2 separate regions of the Homo sapiens genome follow, and region 1 is linked to region 2. Evidence: chromatin loops called from intact Hi-C (ENCODE). Cell type or tissue: GM12878. All regions are shown on one strand. Region 1 has its middle 140 kb from the start of TNFRSF19. Region 2 overlaps MIPEP (mitochondrial intermediate peptidase).

Region 1 (4,000 bases), 68 kb before region 2:
TACTTCTCCAGCTTCTATAGTCTCCCGCCAATTCTTCCCATAGAAGTTGTTACCAGGCCAGGCACAGGGGCTCACATCTATCATCCTAGCACTTTGGGAGGTTGAGGTGGGAGGATCACGAGAGGCCAGGAGTTCAAGATCAGCCTGGGAGACATAGTGAGATCCTGTTTCTACAAAAAAATAAAAAGTAAAAAATCAGCCAGGTGTAGTGACATACATCTGCATCTGTGGTCCCAGCTACTCATGGGGATAAGGCGGGAGGATCATTTGAGCCCAGGAGTTCGAGGTTACAATGAGCTTCACTCCGGCCTGGGCAACAAAGCAAGATCCTATTTCAAAAAAGAAAAAAAAAAAAAAAGAAAAGAAAAAAGAAGCAGTTACCTTTTCATCTAGTTTATGTAGCATCTTTGTTTTTTGTCATTCGCAGTATGCTGGAATGTAAATGCCATGAGGCTAGAGAGTTTTGACAGTTTTGTTCACTGCTGTATCCCTAGCTCCTAAAATGTAGCAAATGCACAGTAAGTGCTTAATAAGTTTATGAAATGAATATAGGAATATGTTGCTCTGAGTTCAAGGAAATTTTCAGAAACATTAACTTCATAATAATCATACCAAACTGCACTAAAGCTTCAGCTACAAATGTTAGCAGTCTTTTAATGCAAATATCCAGGTGAGACAATAAGACTCATCAGTAAGATTGCCATTGTACTTCAACACAGATGACCTTCATCTGTGTGTAGCTATTATTATTATTTTTGAGACAGAGTTTTGCTCTTGTTGCCCAGGCTGGAGTGCAATGGCGCAATCTCAGCTCACTGCAACCTCCACCTCCCAGGTTCAAATGATTCTCCTGCCTCAGCCTCCTGAGTAGCTAGGATTACAGGCATGCACCACCACGCCCGGCTAATTTTGTATTTTTAGTAAAGATGGGGTTTCTCCATGTTGGTCAGGCTGGTCTCAAACTCCCAACCTCAGGTGATCCACCCGCCACAGCCCCCCAAAGTGCTGGGATTACAGGCAAGAGCCACTGCACCTCACCTGTGTGTAGTTATAATACTTCTTTGAACATTTATTTTATAGAGTTTTCTTCATGCTTCATATCCCTCCCACTGAACCTGGACATGAATTACTGGGTACCAATGAACCAGGCACTGAGTAAATATATTTTCTTGAATCTTTGTTGACTCCATGTCTTGAATCCTGGGCACACTGGGGCAGGAGTTCGACACCCAAGGCCTTGGGTAGCTGGCCCTGTGGCTTTGCTGGGTTCAGTCCACTGAGCAGTTATCATGAGTTGGATTCTAACGCCTGTAGCCTTCCTAGGCTGAAATTGTACACTGGTGGCTCTACACTTCTGGGGTCTTGGTGGTGGTCCCACTCCCACAGCTTCCCTAGGCATTACTCTAGTGAGGACTTTCTGTGACAGCTCCACCCCTGTGGCAGGTTTCTGCTTGGGCACCAGAGAATATTTGAAAAATTATTTGAAATCCAGGTGGAGGTAGGCATGCCCCCATAGCTCTTGCATTCTGTGTGGCTGCAGAATTAACACCACACGAATGTTACCAAAGCTTACTACTTGCACCTTCCTGAGTGGCAGATTGAACCACATCTGAGTCTATTAATAGCTGAGCCATAGCTGGGGCAATCCACAGGCACTTTGGCAGAATGTGGGAAACAGGGACCAAGGCAGCTCTAGGCAGCAAGCCTCTGGAGGGCACCCCAGGCCCATCCTCTGAAATCATTCTGCCCTCCTAGATCTCTGGGGCTGTGATGGGTGGGGAAGACTCAAAGATCTCTGGAATGTATTCAGGATCTTTCTCCCATTATCTTGAATAGCATCTGGTTCCCTTCTATCCAGGGTAATCTCTTTAGCAAATGGTCACTTGACCACACCCTTGGTATTCTCTCTCAAACATGCTTTTTCACACTTTATATGGCCATATATATATACACACACACACACACACACAGACATATATATGTATATATGTATATACATACGTGTGTATATATGTATATACATACATGTGTGTATATATGCATATACATACATGTGTGTATATGCACGTACATATGTACATATGTATATACATGTGTGAGCGTATATACATACATGTGTGTATACACATACACGTGTGTATATATGTATATACATACACTTGTGTATATACACATACACGTGTATGTGTATATACACACACGTATGTGTATATACATGCATGTGTGTATATACATGCAGTGTGTATATATACACATGCATGTGTATATATACATATGTGTATATATGTATATACATATATGTGTATATGTGTGTATATATCTATATACATATGTGTGTATGTGTATATATCTATATACATATGTGTGTATACGTATATACATGTGTGTATATATGTATATGCATGTATTTGTGTATATATATGTATATATATGATTTACAGACAGGTTTCCATGGCAAACAAGAGCAGATGAAACAAGTCCAAGAGAAATGTAAACAGAAAAGACAAGTCTCAGCCAATCTCTGATGAAACAGGAATACAAACTACCCAAAGGCAACTATTTCAATCATCACAACTAAAATCCCTGAAACATGATGAGAACTACCAACTGAATTAAGACAGTGCACTTTTTTATGAATGTAATAGTCACAGGTTCATGAGACTCTAATGACACAAGGGCAGTCACTTTCTACATACAAATGTATCTCCTTGTTTAATGGTCTAGACAAGTGTTACTGCTTTAATTCATGGCCTTACAAAAAAAATTTGTATATCTTCTTCTGAATCTTGACATTTTCTGTAACCTTGGTAGCTAAGTGCTGACAATTATCTAAATGCAAACAGTTGTTGCAAAAGGATGAAATTAGTAATGATGGGTCCACTGCAGAGAGGCAAAATATAGGTTCATGAAGATTCACAACAGCAATAGGTCTAAAGCTGCCAGTCCCTTTCATGTAAAAAGACAGAAACACACACACAGACACATATATTCATACACATTAACAGACAGTGCAGACATGAAAGAGGTTATTTTCATTCATCCACAGCAAAGGCAGAGCTCTGACTTTTCCTGGTGCACAGCAGTCAATAAATGCTCACTGAATGGAAAAATAGTGCCAAATCCAAAGTTACAAAACCTATTGATGTTTAGTAGTGATTATGCCAATAAAACTGCATCATTTCGACTGAAGGGAATATGGGTGAGTTTTTCTACCATTCTTAGTAATGAGAAGCCATTCTGGGTATCTTAGTGCTAGAATTAGAATAATTTCTTGTTTCACAATTTCCTGTCTCTCAATAATTCCTCCTTTCCCAATCAATCTACGAAGATAAATTCAGGTCATTTAGGGTCCTACAAGACTGTTACAGGAAAGCATAAATATACTCCAATGTATGTATACCATCATAATTTGAATATATATAGAAAAAACAAAATTTGATAGTCCCCCTCTGGCTTGGCTTTCCCCATGCCTCTCATTAGTCATAATTGAATAGTCATTTTATTTATAGCCATAGACTTAGCAAAGACGTCAAAGTGAAACAAATCTAGTCAGGTGTGGTGGCTTAGGCCTGAAATCCCAGGCACCTTGGAGGCTGAGCTAGAAGGATTGCTTGGGCCCAGGAGTTCGAGACCAGCCTGGACAATATAGCAAGACCTGTCTCTAACAAAAAAATAAAATATTAGCCAGGTTTGATGACTCACAAATGTAGTTCTATCTACTCAGAAGGCTGAGATGGGAGGAAAAGTTGAGCCAAGGAATTCGAGGCTTCAGTGAGGTATGATTTCACCACTTTATTCCAGTTTAGGTTACAGAGGAAGACCTTGTCTTAAAAAAAAAAAAAAAAAAAAAAAAAAAAGAAGGCCAGGCATGGTGGCTCACACCTGTAATCCCAGCACTTTGGGAGGCTGAGGTGGATGGATCACTGGACATCAGGAGTTTGAAACCAGCCTGGCCAACATGGTGAAACCCTGCATCCCCAAAACACAAAAAGAAGCCAGG
Region 2 (4,000 bases):
CATACTGAAACCTTAACTTTTTGCCTGCAGCTTATATCTGCTCATGTCACTTCTCTGCTTACAAACTTCAAACCTCTAAGGCCTCCCTATTCCCTCCCCAGTCATATATAAGCCTCTGAGCAGACATAAAGAACTCTTCAGGACTTGATCCCAGTCTGATTTTCAACCCCCAAACAACAGCCCCTCCCTTCTGTTCCAAGTTCCCTATCATCAAGCAACCAGGACTAATATATTCTCTAACCACTTTCTATCATACCTTACCTGTTCCTCACTCCCTCCTCCCTACTGTGGCTTAAGCTAGGGTAAAATCTGAAGCAGAAGCAACTAAGCCCAGATTAATGGTCATTTCTGACTCCACGAGGCAAAATTCAACACTTCTCTATTTATAATAGTGTTCTCACAGCACTGCATTGTATCATTTTTCACACTGTCTTGTACATGTATATATCATCCATCCTGAAAGATGTCATTCAAATGAATTAACACACATGAGGAGAAGTGGTGGTGGGATTAAATAAAAGTTGTGGTTTTAGTGTTCTAAATAATTTAGTTCTAAAACATCTCTATCGGAAAAAGGTTTTATGGTTGACTTGGGAAAGAAAGTAGAATAAGCAAAATCACTGGGCAGGATAAGTTAACATGGAGATTTTTCAAACTGTGCACCAGTATCTACTAATGGTTTGTAAAATCTGTACAGTAGCTTGTGACCTGCATTAAAAAAAAAAAAGAAGAAAATGGGACAGAAAATATATAGTGCACAGCACAGAGGGTAACTTTAGATTTGTGGTACTTTTGTTTCAGTTTCACTCCCACATATATGTACATATACACCTAAATGTACATACATGTATCTGTACAATAGATCATAATGTAAAATGCATTTCTTACTGCAGGTTTGCTCAAAATGCTTAAACGCCAGTGAGTAAACAGTTCAAGGACAGATTAAAAAATCAGTGCTACTAAAGTAAAAAGAGAAGTCAAGGATATAAAGGCAGGTGAAAATGCTTAAGATGGGTGATCTCGTGGCTTATTCTGACTTTACCCATGGGGCAAGTGGACCATAAACACAGCAATGGCTGCTGTGGCTCTCAACTCTGAGCACTTTAAAGTATTTGTGTTTCTCTAACATGGTAGCATCAGAATGCAGGGCAAGTCCCAGTGATGTGCAAGTCTCTACTGATCTTGCTTCTGTTGTTCCTGTCTTCATGATGCACTTAAAATCTGGTTATCATCTAAACAGAACAAAAGGAGTCATAGGTTGTAGGTTAAACTTATAAACTATGTTTTGCTAACCATTCTGAGATGCACCATCCTAGAAAATAAAAGACAGTGAATTTCTGAAGTAATCATAATGAACAAATAGAGGATGTGAAAGTAATTCAGATTACTGTGTTACAGTATTGTACCACAGTTAATTTCCTGGGTTTGACGGTACACATGGTTACACAGAATGTTATCACTGGGGAAGCTGGGTGAAAGGTACTTTGCAACTTACGAACATAAACTATTTTGAGATAAGAAGTTATTAAAAAATAAGATTAGAGTGTTTTGTGAATTCCAAGGATTAGTCCAATAGACTAGTTTGAGATTGACTCCACTGCAGTAATCATGTTTATTACTCACTACTGATGAGCTTAGAGCTGAATTACCTTATTTCAAATAAGCAAACTCCACTGCACCTAGTGTTACTCTACTTGCCTTCAGTACTGTGCTTCTCTAAACTAACTGTGGCAGCATATTATTCTCTAAAATATTTTAATGTATTTCTTTATTCATGTTCATTTAAATTCAATCAGGACAGAGTGTTCAACTTCTTAGAGGACATACTAAGTTTTAAGAGGGAAAATGGGTTAGAAAAAGTGGTTATGAAATAAATGTAAACTATCATTTGATTTATAGACATCTATTGCTTCCATTTAAAGGACTTAGCAGTATGAAAGGATTGTTTAGACGTACTTTGGCTTAAGTGGGAAAAAGTTATGGCTGCAATTGTATAAATCATTTCAAATACTGTTTGATTTTAGCTTTTGAGTGTCTGAGTTTTTCTAAATGTTCTGAGAAAGTCTGGTTCACTTTTCACTCTCCATAAATCAGCAAGTATTTCAAAGCTTCCCCAAGACACAAAAAAACATACACATGTGAAAAGAATGATTGCATCATCACTAAGTTAGGAATTTGAAGATAATGTATGTTAAAGAAAGCAAATAACTGCTTTCTTTTATAATTATTAAATATATACATTACAAATCATGATGTGTGCAAGACACCAAGATAAACTATTCTAGCACATTAATAATCACATATGGTCATGGAAGGCTGTTGGGGGCACGAATCACCATAACCATGCTCAAGCAACTAGCTGTGCATTATCATGGGGACCCCTGGTGGCCTGGCCAATGGCTAGCCTTGGGGAGCAGAGACTCCCTCAAAACTCACTAATGAAAGAATGCTGAACACACAGATTCCCATCAATTTTGGTCTATTTGTTTTTCTTGCTTTGACACATCCTATGTGCAACTGATTTTATTTATACATACCATTTTTATCATGTCAATTACCCGTTTTTTTCAATTCCCCTTTCAAGCTCTACATTATTTTATTATACTGACAATAATAATAATAATAATACATGACATCTGCTTAGTGTTTACTGGGTGCCAGGCACTGGGCTAAGTGCTTTGATCATACATTATTTCAGTCATAGTCCTGTGATTTAGATATCACCATCTTACTGATGAAGATCTCACGCCTAGCTCACCTGATTCTACAACACCACACTCTACAGTATGCCTGAATTATCCATCATATCTGATTAATCTCACTCTCCTCAGAGGAGCCACCTCTACTCATGTTGTAACTCCTCCACACAGAGCTTCAGCTTTGTACAACCTGTTTCCACACATAACTTTCTCAATCCTTTCTTGTTAATTTGAATATGCCCACTCTTTATCCTGGAATGTTCTCTTCTCTCAAGTACACACACTAGCACTCTTTCAAACCATAGGTCAAACCAGAAACATGCCAAATAAGGATGTTTGCCTTTTCTATTATTATTTAGCAACAGTTTGAAAGTTCAAGCCATTGAATCAGCTGAGGACAAACAGAAACGTACAGCTATTGGAAAGCAGCAGCAAAAATGTTATTTACAAATGTTGTGAGTGATGTGTATGTAGAAAACCCCGAAATTGTGGCAGGTATCAAAGATAGTATGTTTTCATTAGAATTTCCAGCCACAAAAATCAACAAATGAAAACAAGTAACTTCCTTATGTATCAGTGATAATCAGCTAGAAAAAGGTGGGAGGATAAACATCCCATTCACAACAACAAAAAACCATAAAACAAATACATTTAAAAAGGTGTATGGGGGGGGCAGTTCCAAGATGGACGAATAGGAACAGCTCCAGTCTACAGCTCCCAGCGTGAGTGACGCAGAAGACGGGTGATTTCCACATTTCCAACTGAGGTACTAGGATCATCTCACTGGGGCTCGTCGGACAGTAGGGGCAGGACAGTGGGTGCAGCCCACCGAGTGTGAGCCAAAGCAGGGTGAGGCATCGCCTCACCCAGGAAGCACAAGGGGTCAGGGGATTCTCTTTCCTAGCAAAGGTAAGGGGTGGCAGATGGCACCTGGAAAATCGGATCACTCCCACCCTAATACTGTACTTTTCCAACGGTCTTAGCAAACGGCACACGAGGAGATTATATCCCGCGCCTGGCTCAGAGGTTCCCACACTCACAGAGCCTCGTTCATTGCTAGCACAGCAGTCTGAGATTGATCTGCAAGGCAGCAGCGAGGCTGGGGGAGGGGCGCCCACCATTGCTGAAGCTTTGAGTAGGTAAACAAAGTGGCCAGGAAGCTGGAACTGGGTGGAGCCCACCTCAGCTCAAGGAGGCCTGCCTCAGTAGACTCCACCTCTGGGGGCAGGACATTGCCAAACAAAAGGCAGCAGAAACCTCTGCAGACTTAAATGTCCCTGTCTGACAGCTTTGAAGAGAGT

What was found. Peaks named below come from ENCODE experiments on the same cell type or tissue, not always from the same donor. Only the 100,000 strongest peaks of a DNase experiment are listed, where the experiment ranks them.
Region 1: a loop joins it to region 2, with 2.4 times the contacts of the local background. A loop is called at or near these places in 1 of 110 quality-filtered maps.

What each region holds. Positions count from the first base shown.
Region 1 is chr13:23,708,032-23,712,031 of GRCh38, forward strand. No RefSeq gene overlaps it. Among named protein-coding and RNA genes, the nearest start is that of TNFRSF19, 140 kb to the left of the region's middle. In GM12878, a CTCF peak has its summit at 1,715 (motif pointing right); a DNase peak (open chromatin) is centred at 3,550.
Region 2 is chr13:23,776,105-23,780,104 of GRCh38, forward strand. The region is part of intron 16 of MIPEP (mitochondrial intermediate peptidase); the gene reads right to left. Among named protein-coding and RNA genes, the nearest start is that of PCOTH, 110 kb to the right of the region's middle. RefSeq lists enhancers at 700-749, 1,530-1,579. In GM12878, a CTCF peak has its summit at 2,386 (motif pointing left); a DNase peak (open chromatin) is centred at 1,287; H3K27ac peaks cover 3,200 bases.